Regions from separate parts of the Homo sapiens genome. Here all the other regions are linked to region 3. The links are chromatin contacts, found by Hi-C or POLR2A ChIA-PET in ENCODE. All regions are on one chromosome and are shown on one strand. Each heading gives the region's core, a stretch centred on a gene start or an enhancer-like site at or near the end of the contact. The rest is flanking DNA. Distances are from core to core; before and after follow the strand shown.

Region 1 (4,388 bases), core at 1,055-3,554, 710 kb before region 3:
AGATCAAGAGCTCAGTTTTGGATGTCAAGTCTTAGCCATCTAAGGAGATATCATTTGTGTATATGACTGGAGTTCAGGGGAGATGTCTGGGTTAAAGACATACATTTGTCAGTCATCAGTGCTATGCTAATTTAAATATTTAAAGCCATGAGGTTTAACGAGAGGTTTCTGAGCTCTGGGGCTCCCAACGTTTAGAGGTCAAGGGGATAGAAACTCCCAGAGGGTACTAGAAGGAGTGGTAAGTGAGGAAGGAGAACAACCTGGAAGCCAAATGAAGAATGCACCTCAAGGCTGGGCATGGAGGCTCACACCTGTAAACCCAACACTTTGGGAGGCCAAGGCATGTAGATCGCTTGACGTCAGGAGTTTGAGGTCAGCCTGGCCAACATGGTGAAACCCCATCTCTATAAAAAATACAAAACTTAGCTGAGTATAGTGGCATGGACCTGTAATCCCAGCTACTCAGGAGGCTGAGGCATAGAATCACTTGAACCCAGGAGGCAGAGGTTGCGGTGAGCTGAGATTGTGCCACTGCACTCTGGGCTGGGCAACAGAGCAAGACATTTCCCCCCAAAATAAAAAGAATGTACCTCAAAAAATAAAGCAAAAAGAGGTTTTTAATGGATTATATATATACTTACTAGGACATGCCAAAGTGAGTGGAAGGAAACAGAAGGAAATAGCCTTGGTCCCTTCAGTAACAACCATGTTAATACCTTCTCAGGAACATAACATACAATAGCTATTTAGGCTGAATGGAGAGCTGAAGCATAAACCTACAATGATGATTCATGTGACTTTCTACCATAGAAATCTCACCAGATTCACAGAACCATAGACACTTTGGAAAAGAGCTAAGAGGAAACCTAGTTCAATCCCTTACCTGATGCAGTATGCCCACCATGAAGTCATCCGTCTTAATCATCTTCAATAACAGGCAACTTGAAATTTCTCAAAAGTCTGTGCATATTTGATTCCCTCTAGCAGTTCCAATAAAAATAACCAAGTCATTTCCATGGTATATGAATGAAGTGGATTATGATGCCAACATTATATTGTTTCATAACTTTCTGAGTATGTTTCTCAGTTTTAGAGATTTATTCTAATCCAAATATGCATTTATTCGAGCAATTTAGTGTTTGCTTGATGTATATACTGTATTAATCTCTTCTCTTGCTGCCAATAAAGACATACTTAAGACTGGGTAATTTATAAAGGAAAGAGTTTTAATTGACTCACAGTTCTGCATAGTGAGGGAGGCCTTACAGTTATGGCAGAAGGCAAATGAGGAGCAAAGTCACATCTTACATGGCGGCAGACAACAGATCGTGTGCAGGGGAACTCCCCTTTATAAAACCATCAGATCTCGTGAGACTTATTAACTATCACGAGAACAGCATGGGAAAGACTCACCCCTATGATTCAATTACCTCCCACTGGGTCCCTCCCATGACAGATAGGAATTAGGGGAACTACAATTCAAGATGCAATTTGGGTGGGGACACAGCCAAACCATATCATATACCAATTTTCCTTGTAAGTAGGGTTTTTGATTTTTCAAATGTTTGTTCCTTGGAAGCCACATAGGTAGGAAAAATATTTACTTACTTTTTTGCTTTGAGACAGGGTCTCCCTCTCTCACCAGGCTGGAGTGGTGTGATCATAACTCACTGTAACCTCAAACTCCTGGGCTCAAGCCATCCTCTCACTTCAGCCTCTGGAGTAGCTAGGACTACAGGAGTACACCACCATACCTGGCTAATTTTGAAATTTTTATTTTATTTTTTGTCAAGACCAGGGTCTTGCTATGTTGCCCAGGCTGCTCTCGAACTCCTGGACTCAAGTGACTCTCCCTCCTCAGCCTTCCAAAGTGCTGGGATTACAGGTATGAGTCAGTGCACCCAGCCTACTTTTTAAGATGTATGCTTAAAGATGCTATGGTAGAAAGGGAAATACAAAGTTAAATAAAGATATCCAAATACCATTATAGCATCAAACTTCATAATAAAATGAAATCATAGAGAGCAGAGATGGCATCCTTCTGGTTCTGAATGTATGTACCTGTCAACAAAAGAAAGCCATCTCCATGTTTCCAGAGTCATGATGAAATCACATTTCAAATTGTTTCAACAGGTGCCTTATGTCAAATGCCTCTTCCTATAAAAGAAACTGCTGAGTTGTTCTAAACAGTGCATGAAAATAGCAAGTGGGCTGAGTGAGCAATCACAGTGAGGTCCTGAGAGGTGTAAAAAACCCCAGATTCAGATTCAGCTTCCTCCAGAGAGTGGGGTTACCTCCCACCATGCTTGAGGGACAGCCCTCCCATAATTAGACTCTACTCACAGTCTCAGCCTGAAGTGTGACTAGCTGAAACTAGTGACTGGAGGAATTGAGCCCCTGTAGGGAGGTCAGAACAGGTAGCACTTTCCTTCTCTTGCTCCCTGCCAATGGTTACCCCTACATAGAATTTTTATTCCTACCTCTGGGCAGCACCAGCCCGTTAATAATGAACCTAGAATGTGAAGTGAAAATCAGCACCATGTGCGGTAAGCATTAGGTAATTACATTTCACTTGTTTAATTAAGTTTCACTTTCTGGTTGCCTTGAGGGAACTGTAGGAAAGGATTTTGATTTTGTTTTTGTTTTTGTTTTTCCTGATGCTTTTTTTCTTTTTTCCCCTAGCTAGAAGCTGAATAATTCCACACAGTGTTGAAATGGATATGCTGTGTTTGTGTTGGCCGAATTAAGCATCTATAATCATGTATTTCCTCTCTTTTGTCTATTTGTGTCACAGTCTTAATATGTGGGATAGAAATTTTGTTTAGTGGAGACATAATTTTTTGATTGTCTTAGGGCTTATTTAAACCAGCTCATCTCCATTATAATGTGTTTCTGTACTTTACTCATCAGCTTGGCACTGACTCCACTATTGTTTTCTTCAAATACTGTGTATTTTCCCTGAAAGTCCAAGTAGCTGACAATTTTGCTACCTCTGCAAGGAAATCTGCTTTATTTTCTCCTAGGTTTTACACATATATAAAACTATACATTAGGGACATACTGTTCCTCAGCAGGCTACATGGCCTTTCATTCACTCTCTTAAAAATATCTGTGGACCTATTATGTGAAATAATGTATGATTTGCTCAATGGGAGATTTACTTCTCAATAACGTTATGTTTTATTAAGCCTCACGTATTTCTAAATTTATATACCTTGAATAATAATTCCATCACAGAAGGGGCTCATTATTAACCACATTTCCATGTGTGATATTCACCGAGGCATGTCCCTGGAAACATACCTAACCACATAAGAGTAAAAGCCTGTCATAGCACAGGAAGCCTAGAATAAGTACATCCTACCATTTAAGCACCTAGGTCTTAATATGTCAGTTCATAATTAGATTCTACCTTTGTGGTCAGTATTTGAAATTGAGATATAGTTAATCAGTTAGAGAGGTAGTCAATTTCACTTTGTCAGTGAAGCTCAGAATCGCACCAATATGTTGTTTTTCTTTTTTTTTTTTTGAGACGGAGTCTCACTCTGTTGCCCAGGGTGGAGTGCAGTGGTGCCATCTCGGCTCACTGCAAGCTCCGCCTCCTGGGTTCATGTCATTCTCCTGCCTCAGCCTCCCGAGTAGCTGGGACTACAGGTGCCCACCACCACGCCCAGCTAATTTTTTTGTATTTTTAGTAGAGATGGGGTTTTACCGTGTTAGCCAGGATGGTCTCAATCTCCTGACCTCGTGATCTGTCCACCTCGACCTCCCGAAGTGCTGGGATTACAGGTGTGAGCCACCACGCCTGGCCAATATGTTGTTTTTCAAAGACTGCCGTCCTCATACAGACCAGCTTGGTACTGACAGAGGAGGTGAAATGGGAAAAGTTCCTTTGTCCCCCTCGCAGGGTGTACGATGGGGAAGTGGCTCGTTTCTTCAGTGCCCTGCTGCTCAGGCCTCTAAGGGAGCATACATACGGGCAGGCTGTGGGGCTCCAACACCAGGGCAGTGTCTAGGGGTGAATGTTTACAGCTTTTGAAGCCCCAGTAGGCATGTGTTACAGGGTGCTCTTTTAGTGTAGCCATCCAAAGGCAGCTTGTGTTAACTAGCTTAATTACACCCTCTACCTTGTGGCAAAGACAGAGGGCTTTCTGTATCCTGGGGTGCTTGCTTTGGTGTAGTGGAAGAATCAGATCACACGTGGGCTTGGAGAATGAGTGCAAGGTTTTATTGAGTGGAAGAAGCTCTCAGCAGATGGGGGAGCCATAAGGGAGATGATTTTCCCCATAAGTTGGGCCGCTTGGGGGCCGAGCGCTCCTCCAACTGCCCCAGCCAAACTCTGTGTTGTTTTGCCCGTCAGTGGCCTGCTGGTGCCTGCTGGTGAGTTC
Region 2 (4,515 bases), core at 1,512-4,011, 690 kb before region 3:
TTCATGTTGCTTTGTGTCCCCAGTGCCTAGCATAGTACCTAGCACATGATAAGCCTCCACGTTTTTGTTGAATGTGAAATATAAAGAATTAAGCAGCTGGGCACAGTGGCTCACACCTGTAATCCCAGCACTTTGGGAGGTCGAGGGGGGCAGATCACGAGGTCAGGAGTTCGAAACCAGGCTGACCAACATGGTGAAACCCCGTCTCTACTAAAAATACAAAAATTAGCCAGATGTGGTGGCGCACACCTGTAATCCCAGCTACTCAGGAGGCTGAGGCAGGAGAATTGCTTGAACCCCGGAGGCAGAGGTTGCAGTGAGCCGAGATCGCACCGCTGCACTCCAGCCTGGGCAACAGAGTGAGACTCTGTCTAAAAAAAAAAAAAAAAAATTAGGTATGGGTGTGATTCAGGTGAACATAGAAATAGCTTGAGTTAGGGCACAATTTCATAGCCATACAAATTCATATTGAAGCAAGTCAGCAAACGTGGTGCATTTCAGATGAAACCTCAACGTGAAGATATATCAGTTTTAGACCAAAGCAGAAGTTTATATAAAGGATATAAGCTTTTGCCCTGTATACTCAGGAATTAAACTAAAAAGAAATCTACAAATTCATTTATAGATTATTTCAATTTGAGGCCTATAGATATGTGAGAAAGGTTTCTTTAAGGTTTAATGACCAAGTTCCATGTGAGCTCTTACTTGGGAAACAAAATTCTCACATGGCATTAATATACTATAAATTGTGATTTATCAAAACATTCTCATATCCTATCTAGGGTGAAATTTAATATTGCCAATAAACTTTCCACTCGAAAAAAGTGGTAAAAGTGTGCATGCTAAGCATGTTTTGTTTTGGAAAAAAAAAAAAAAAAAAAGAAGGATGACTGTTCGGAAGGCACTTTCCTGAAGGCTCCCTGAATTAATTTTTGCAAATTATTTGGAAAATTCAAAGAAAAATTGTCTTTTGAGAGATACACTGAGTATTATATTTTGTATGTCAGAGGAGTATTGAATTTCTTGTTGATATCAGTTGCATTGGCTTTTTTGGTTTTGCTTGTATTATTCATTGTTTCTACAGTTCAGTATGGATGTATAATCTCACATCTAACATCTGACATTTTAAGATACAGCATGTTCCTTTTGTTTCAGGTGGACAAAATAGATCCTTTTTTTAAGTATTTTGTGCACATCTTATGACTGTGTCTTTCCAAATAATACACATTTCATGTTGGATGGCATGGGTGTGTGGGTGATTGGATGCATGGATGGACAGACAGACGGATAGATGGATGAATGGGTGGATGGTTGAATAGTGTGTGATTGCTCTGAGAGTCCAGGTGCTGGGTTCAAGTCACAGCTTTGTTAACTCACTCCCTGGCCTATAGCAAATGAATGATACAAACCTCTGTTTCTTCAATGTAATCATAGTTCTGTAGAGTCGTAGGGGTGAAATGAAATAATGCATGTAAAGAACTTTGTGTTATAATTGGCACATAGTGCTCAGAAATGTTAGCTATTATTAATATAATAAAACAATAATCGATATATATGGCTATAACCATATAAACCATTTTTAATTTAAGGATGAATAATTACAACGTGTAGATATCATGAATGCATTGATTGTAATACACTTCAGAATACCAGTAATTTTCTAATCATTAGAGTTTAAGCTCTTCTATCCATATATTAGAAGTGTAACAACCACAAGCTTCCTTATCTACTTATAGAATTGCAAGCATAGCTTACATATGAAAACGTTCTTACACGTCATAATAGGGCAGCCAGTTGTATTAAGCACCTTGTCTTATTAAGATACCATTGTTGTGTGCAGTCAAATGTTTGTAGTTTCTTGGTAAGTGCCCTTAAGGCAGATGTCTTACCCTCCAGGGAGACACTGAGGCTCTCAAAAGGGGTAATAATATTTCAAAACATCTGGAACACGGTTTGAGCCATTAGGCCGCACAGCCCCAAGTTTTTATTAATTTGTACTCCAGACTTCACTAGAGGAAAAAGCAGCACGATTTTTAGGCGAAGGAATAAGCCACTTGAGGTCCGCCTCTGAATCAGTTTCACAAAGAAAAGTCCATCAGTGCAGAGGAAGGCCAGCGGACCTGAGTACCTATGTCGTGGTTAAAGAAGGATGACTGGGCCGGGCGCGGTGGCTCACGCCAGTAATCCCAGCACTTTGGGAGGCCAAGATGGGCGGATCACGACAAACCATCCTGACTAACACGGTGAAACCCTTTCTCTACTAAAAATACAAAAAATTAGCCAGGCGTGGTGGCGTGCGCCTGTAGTCCCAGCTACTCGGAAGGCTGAGGCAGGAGAATGGCATGAACCTGGGAGGCGGAGCTTGCAGTGAGACAACATCGCGCCACTGCACTCCAGCCTGGGCGACAAAGCGAGACTCCGTCTCAAAAAAAAAAAAAAAAGAAAAAGAAGGATGACTGTTCAGAAGGCACTTTCAGCTTTTCTCATAGTTTTAACATGTGGGTCTTCCTTCTTGGAGGTATGGGAAAAACAGTCTAAGCCTGATGAGAAAAGGCTGTGGATTTCTCAGGTGATGGCTCTCGCGAGGTCTGAGCCGCGCGGCTGGGGTCTGGCTCCGCGCGTGCCTGGACACGCACAGATTGTTTTGAACTTGAGCAACGCCTCCTGCTAGCTTTCCACCCGATTTCTGTCTGTTCAGAGCTGGCCTCCTCTAGCAGGAAGTGCCTGCCGTTTAAGGAGTGCAGGCAATTCCCGACAGCCAACCCCGCCTCCCCCGCCTCCTTGCTCTGCTTCCTTCTCATTGGTCTGGAGGCCGGCCGGGCCTTATCCTCGCATTTTTAAAATGTCTTCTTTTGTCAGCTTGAGGTTTTCCAGAATTTAAAAGCGGAAAGGAAGAGAGAAGGACAAGGAAGCTATAAAAGACACATTAAATAAACTCTACTGGGAACAAGTGTGTGTGTGTGTAAGAGAGAATGTAACTTTTGCAAGGGAAGTTGGTAGATTGCTTATTATTTTAACAAAGAGGGGGTGTGTGTGTATGTGTATGTGTGTGTGTGTGTGTCCCTGAACTGGAGAAGCAGATGTTTAAAGGAGGCAGCAGGAAGCAGTTCTGACAAATGAAAGGATTTTTGATTGAATTCATGAGCTAAAGTTTCCTGCCAGTAATGCATTCAACCCTAGGCTACATAAAAGAAAAACCTATATAATTGAGGTTTAATTGCTTAACTTTTAAACATGCAACCAGAACAGGCAAGTGTAGCTTCCACAGGTAAACCTAAGTGATGCTGTAAGCTGATTTGGGGTTATTATTTATTGGCACTTCATAAAATTATGATCCTTTCCCCTTTATCATGCTCCTGCTTTTTCAGTGCTTGAGTGCCAGAGTCTATCCCTTATTGTCTGTGTAAGTTAAAATCCTTGGTGCACACTTTTTTTTTCTCTTTAAGCTGTTTCGTGAGCAGGTGCAGATGGCTTTCATGAACTGAGCCAAATGAAATGCTCTGTTTCAGCCTGCAGAAACTAAAGTTTTTAAAAACGGAACAACTGTTTTGTGCTGTACCTATAATTCAACTGGAAAATGTTTTCCCCCTTTTATGATGAAAACTGCCATCTCTGTTTCTCTTACTGAATCTGGTTTATTTACAGCCTTAAGGAAATCTTGTCACTAAAATCCACCCTCACCACTCCTCCAGTATTTTTCAGTCTGATGATTTCACAACCAGAGCCATTGCAAAATAAGAGTACATGGGCATTTTTTTAAAATCCCTAGTGATTTTTATGAAGTTTTTTCCTGTCTTGTTTCTCATTGTATAATTAAGTAAACAGTTTCAGGAATACTCAAAACATTGAGAGTGCTCTACCTTTTCATAAATATAATATGAAATAAATCACTTTATTCATCAAGGGTTTTAATTTTAAACCAAGCAACAGAAAGAGGGGCATCCACTTGGTTTGGTGCTTGCATTGTTGAATCCTCTTGAGAAACAAAGTAAAAAAGTGAATTAACTTCCTTGGATCATAGAAAGCTCTAGTGGCCATGGTTGTGATGAACCTTAGCTTTCTGCTCCAATCACACTTGCATGGGCTCTCATGCAAAGATATATAACAAGTAACCATAACCCAAAGCTGTAATTTTGCTAATTTGCTGAACCCTGAACTGAATAAAACCCAAATATTAATGTTGTAACTGAAGCAAAATATGTTCAAAAATAGACCAAACAAACTAATTCAAACCAGAACGATACTTAGATATTTTCTAAAATGATTGAACAGAGCAAAACTAGAATTTCGAAAACTTCCACAAGTCTAACCTAAAACAAACCAAGGGCCCATTGGTTTGCATCGTTTTATGAGAGCCCAGCAGGAAGTGGAGGACTTAAATTCTCCTCCTCTGTTGACTTCCGCAATCAACACTGTCCCAGGGACACTCACTCTGGCAACAAATGTTCACAGGCAATACCTGTTATGTTGACAGAGAAGCCAATAGGGCAAGGTTTCTTACCCGTGGCACTATTT
Region 3 (4,559 bases), core at 441-2,940:
GCAAACACAGTGGCCTCTAAGGCCCTAGCTCCCTATCACCTCAGTGACTTACAGTGCCTTGGAGCATTTGATAACTTGATTCAACTCAAGAACCTCAGTCTTAGAAATCGTTAAGTGCTCCGAGGAGAACAGTTACTCAAATGGGACATGTTTGGCCTTTATGGCTCCAAGTGCCCTCAACTATTCTGACTCCCTACCCTGCATCTGTTCTTTAATAAATGCTTGCCGGGGACATTCATATGGAAGAACTGTCCAACTCTGAGGCTAAGAACTCCAGCTGTAAGTGATAAGGTTCCTTCTGAGGATGCATCAAGAGCATGCCAGCTCTAGGGGTCTTGCTACTTCCACCATGCCCTCTGGTCACCTTAGTTCTAGGCAGCTACTCTTTAGTTTACTCATCCTAATTTCCTCATCCTGGTTAAAAACATCATTATTCTTGCTGGAATATCAACTACTGGCTGACAGCAGTTATCACTCAAGCCTGCCTAACCACTTAAGCTAGAAAGATTAAGAGGAGTTGGAATCCAACAGACTTTAGTTCAAATCTGGGTTAACCAAATAATTCATTATTTGACTTTGGGCAACTTCTTAGCCTCTATGAGCTTTAGTTTCCTTATCTATAGAATGGGGCTTATAATCAGTACCCAATGCAAGTAATTGTTGTTTGGACTAAATACAATCTAAACAACAATAATCATGGTACACCAAGCCTGTCACTCCAGTTTATCATAATGTGACTTCTACTTGATTTTCCCATCTTTCTCCATGATTCCTTCCCCATTCTTATGGAAACTTCCTCATTCTTATGAAACTGCATCAGTTCCAACCTCACAGATGCAGTCACCAATCTGAATGTGCATGCACAGCTCCATCACTGTGACTTTGACTCTATAGTTCCTTTCACCTGAAATGTCCTATTATCCTTCTTCAAGACTCAGCTCAATTTTACCTCTTCTATGAATCGTTCTTTTACCAGGTCAGCTCCTAACTCTTTGATCTCCTGGAGAACTTATGGCTGAAAGCTATCCATTTATCATCCCGTTTTGAACATTTGCTTTCTTTAATATTTTGTATCCCCAACTAGATTGCACCCTCCCTGACCCAGTGTCTTACACATAGATGGCACTCAACAAATATTTGCTAAATGCTTTATTTTCCTTTTATGTCATTGGGTAACACTGAAATTCTAATAACTAAATGTAAAAAGACAACCTACCTCCCCAGCACCATAACCACCACAAAAGGCTGTACAGCTTAAGTTAAGGCCTGTCTTCTGCTTTTGAATTTGCAATTGGAAACATATGGTGATTTGGAACATAGCCATTTTTTTTCTTTTTTTTTTCTGTCTAAAGAAACCTTTAAAGCCTCACTAAATATGTCAAGAAACAGCAATGAAAATGTCAAGAAATTGTAATATTGCTTATTGCAAAACACACACACACACACACACACCCCACTGCTGATGTGTTTATGAAGTTCCAAGTTGAAAAAACAAGGGCTAATTTTAGATTCTGGTTTTTTCCTTCAAGTCATAATAAGAAAAAATACAAACATCAACTGAAACCCCAGTGCACAAAACCTCTTAGTCATACCCAGTAGGCACTTTCAAAAACCAATTTTCTAGAGAAAGGATTGTAATTCGTAGCTCATTGAATCACGAATCCTGCTGCCCTGATGAATAGAAGGGATTGAAAGAACCACCACTGGAGTCCTGTGGCCCAGTCTTGAATGCAGATGTCAAAAATGGGAGCCACGACTTGGATGTTGTTTTCTCACACATTTTCCAGCTCGTTGAAACCCTGCAGTGCTTAAGATGACTTTGAAGACCCCAACTCAGGAGAAAATGAGCAACCCAGTTCTCAGTGACAGGAATGCCAATCTTTTGACATCCTGATAATCATCACAGCAATCAGTGGGGAATCAGGTATTGAAACTTAGACTTCACTGGGGAAATTCCCATCCAGTGCAGAGGAGTCTTTATTAAGAAAGCTCTGACTTTCTAAACACTCTGGTATCAGTAGCTCAATTCTCATTGCGGAAGACAGAGTGGGGAGGCAGAGTGATTGTTTCTGGATAATCCTGCTTTCTCCAGGGGGAATTCCTGACTTCTGGGCTACTGGTGTCCCAGAAGCAATGCCATCCTCTCCAGAACCATCTCAGAAGAATGACATCATCATGCCCTTACTCTTTGTTCTCTCATTTCCCTGCTTTCTTATAAACATCAGTAAATATATTAAAGCCAAGGCCAACAGAACCTTCAAAAAGATGTCTGTGTGTCATAGAATCATGGATCCCTTATGTCTTTACTGGAACTTGCTTTTTTTTTTTTTTTTTACTGTAATCACTGGGGCTTCAGTGATAAGATACCTTCATCACTAGCCAAAACATTATTCAAGAACCAGTCGAAATCTCGGATTCTTTATGAGCCCTTCCTCGGCAACTTTGGTCTTCTGGGAACCTTCTCTCCTCTCAGCCTTAGAAAACGTATTGATTAAACCTTCATTTGTTATTCACTGTGAACTTCTTTATTTTTTTGTGTGGGCAAGACTTTTCTTCTCAAATCGGTAGTGTCTTGTCTTATTTTATCATAAAGTTTAACAGAACCCTGAAGCCAGATGATCTGCGTTCCAGTGTGGCTTTGACACTTTCTAGGTGTGCAACACTGAGCAAGTTACCTAACTTCTCTGTACTTCACTTTCTTTATCTGTAAAATGAGGCTAGTAATGATATCTATCTCATAGAAAGGTAATGAATATTAAAGCAGTTAATCGATGTGAACTGTGTGGAACAGGCCTAGGAGACAGTAAGCACTAAATAATGCTATATATTAACTCCCTCAATACCTCTCACAGCAGTCCATACCATAGCTGATTCATTCATTTAACAAATGTGTATTGAGTGGCTACTATATTTCAGGGACCATTTTACAAGTTAGTAATGCAGGGGTGAACAAAGTTGATGAAGCTATTTCTCATGGAATCTACTCTCCAGAGAGACATATAATAAATAAATAAATAAATAACATGGTAAAACATAATTTAATACAACATAATAGGATATGGTTTCAGATAATGTTGTGAGCACTGGAGCAGCAGCATAGGGGATAAAGTGCGATGGGGGACTAGTCTACGAGAGGGTGGGGACACATTTTAAGTATTCACTAAGCATTTAATTGCCAAATCTGGAGAAAGAGGCTCACTGGCAACCCATCGGAAAGCTTGAAGCTGTGCATGACATGTTCCTTTCTGAATGTCCAATTAGAAAGAAGACTGTGAAGAAGGAAGTAAAATGGTAAAGTAAGCTAAATGTGTCCTGGGCAGCACATCTCCTGACTTGACATTATGTGTCCCTTCCTCTAATTCTACTTCTAAAATCATGTTTGCTAATTATAGCTGCCCAGAGATGTTCGGTGAAATTTAATCAATGATTTAATCTTCAGAACTTTCCTTTCATTTCCTAATCAAAGTTGACCAGTAATCCTAAATCCCCTTTCCTGAGGCCTCTGATTCTCTGCATTTCAGGATTAGACCGATTTATTTCCTAAACTATTCCAGGAATGTTTTCTAGTGGTGCTTGTGTGTAAAGGGGGAAAAAGCCTGGTTGCTCTCAGGCTATATTTCTGCTTTAGTGATGGCTATCTAATAATATGGTCCCAACTCAAGTAATTTGTATAATAACATCAATTTTTAAAAGCAAGACTGAGAAAAGATATCTTAGGGGCAGGTGAAACCTTGTGATACCTGAAAACAAAATCTCACAATATAGGCTGCATTCTTGTTCTAGAAAGTATAATTTTGTGGTTAATTATGATTCTGGAATCATACAGATCTGCGTACAAATTGTGGCCCCCGCCAATTACTTGCTATGTGATTTCCAAAAAGTAACCGTTTCTCAGTTTCCTCATCTGTAGACTGGGCAGACTAATGCTACTTCTTTTCTGGTTTTTAATAAGAATTAAATGAGTTCATGCAAGTAGCACATTTGGTACAGTATCTGATGTATTTCAAATACACAATCATATCTTCTAAAAATCTGTTTGTACAAATACAAAGTCTCTTTGTTTGACCAAAAGAGAGATTAATTTACACAGCTGCTCTTCAGAATGGAGTTTTTCATAGCAAATGTGAATATGGTTCCTTTCTTGACCTAACCCTAGGCAGGAAACAGTTTCCTTAGGTTGGGCACATTGTAATTGTGGTAAAACTGTGTAACCTTATTCATAACATGTCGTGTTTTGTTTGATGGTTTACAAATATTCTAAAGAGCTTGACCCATCAAAGAAGCTAGAGGTTGCCAGTTAGAGGAAACAGTCTGTAACTGAGAAACTTTCGAGTGAATAGCTTAAAAGAAAGAAAATACAAATAATTTCTTCACACCTCCATTAAAGGAGAGGCTCAACTCATCCGGGAAAGATGGCAGCAGGGTTCAAGGTGCCTTTGGAGAGAAATTGGGAAGAGTTTATGTACTGGGTAACGTGGTGTGAATGGGGTGGGGTGGAGATAAAAGATTTCCTGGAGTGTATCGGGGAATGGGCTACACCTGGAACTGGGAAAAAAGGC

Evidence for each region. Hi-C counts contacts between places; a loop is a spot of excess contacts on that map. ChIA-PET counts read pairs that join two places held with the same protein, here RNA polymerase II (POLR2A). Pooled maps may share reads with other maps.
Region 1: a loop to region 3 is called in a pooled map, with 17 times the contacts of the local background. The contact joins two enhancer-like sites. A Hi-C loop is called at or near these places in 2 of 37 single-sample maps with no recorded cell type and 4 of 50 pooled maps. POLR2A ChIA-PET finds 5 or more read pairs at or near these places in 2 of 52 experiments (H1 and activated CD4-positive, alpha-beta T cell).
Region 2: a loop to region 3 is called in a pooled map, with 5 times the contacts of the local background. The contact joins two enhancer-like sites. A Hi-C loop is called at or near these places in 2 of 37 single-sample maps with no recorded cell type and 2 of 50 pooled maps. POLR2A ChIA-PET finds 5 or more read pairs at or near these places in 1 of 52 experiments (BJ).

What each region holds. Positions count from the first base shown.
Region 1 is chr11:96,265,712-96,270,099 of GRCh38, reverse strand. All of the region lies in intron 1 of MAML2 (mastermind like transcriptional coactivator 2), which reads left to right. Among named protein-coding and RNA genes, the nearest start is that of MIR1260B, 74 kb to the left of the region's middle. Within about 2 kb of position 2,304, at least 7 of the 41 ENCODE cell types and tissues checked have a DNase peak (open chromatin) inside an H3K27ac peak, as active enhancers do.
Region 2 is chr11:96,241,582-96,246,096 of GRCh38, reverse strand. The region is part of intron 1 of MAML2 (mastermind like transcriptional coactivator 2); the gene reads left to right. Among named protein-coding and RNA genes, the nearest start is that of MIR1260B, 98 kb to the left of the region's middle. RefSeq lists an enhancer at 2,401-2,550. Within about 2 kb of position 2,761, at least 38 of the 41 ENCODE cell types and tissues checked have a DNase peak (open chromatin) inside an H3K27ac peak, as active enhancers do.
Region 3 is chr11:95,553,827-95,558,385 of GRCh38, reverse strand. No RefSeq gene overlaps it. Among named protein-coding and RNA genes, the nearest start is that of FAM76B, 230 kb to the left of the region's middle. Within about 2 kb of position 1,690, at least 2 of the 41 ENCODE cell types and tissues checked have a DNase peak (open chromatin) inside an H3K27ac peak, as active enhancers do.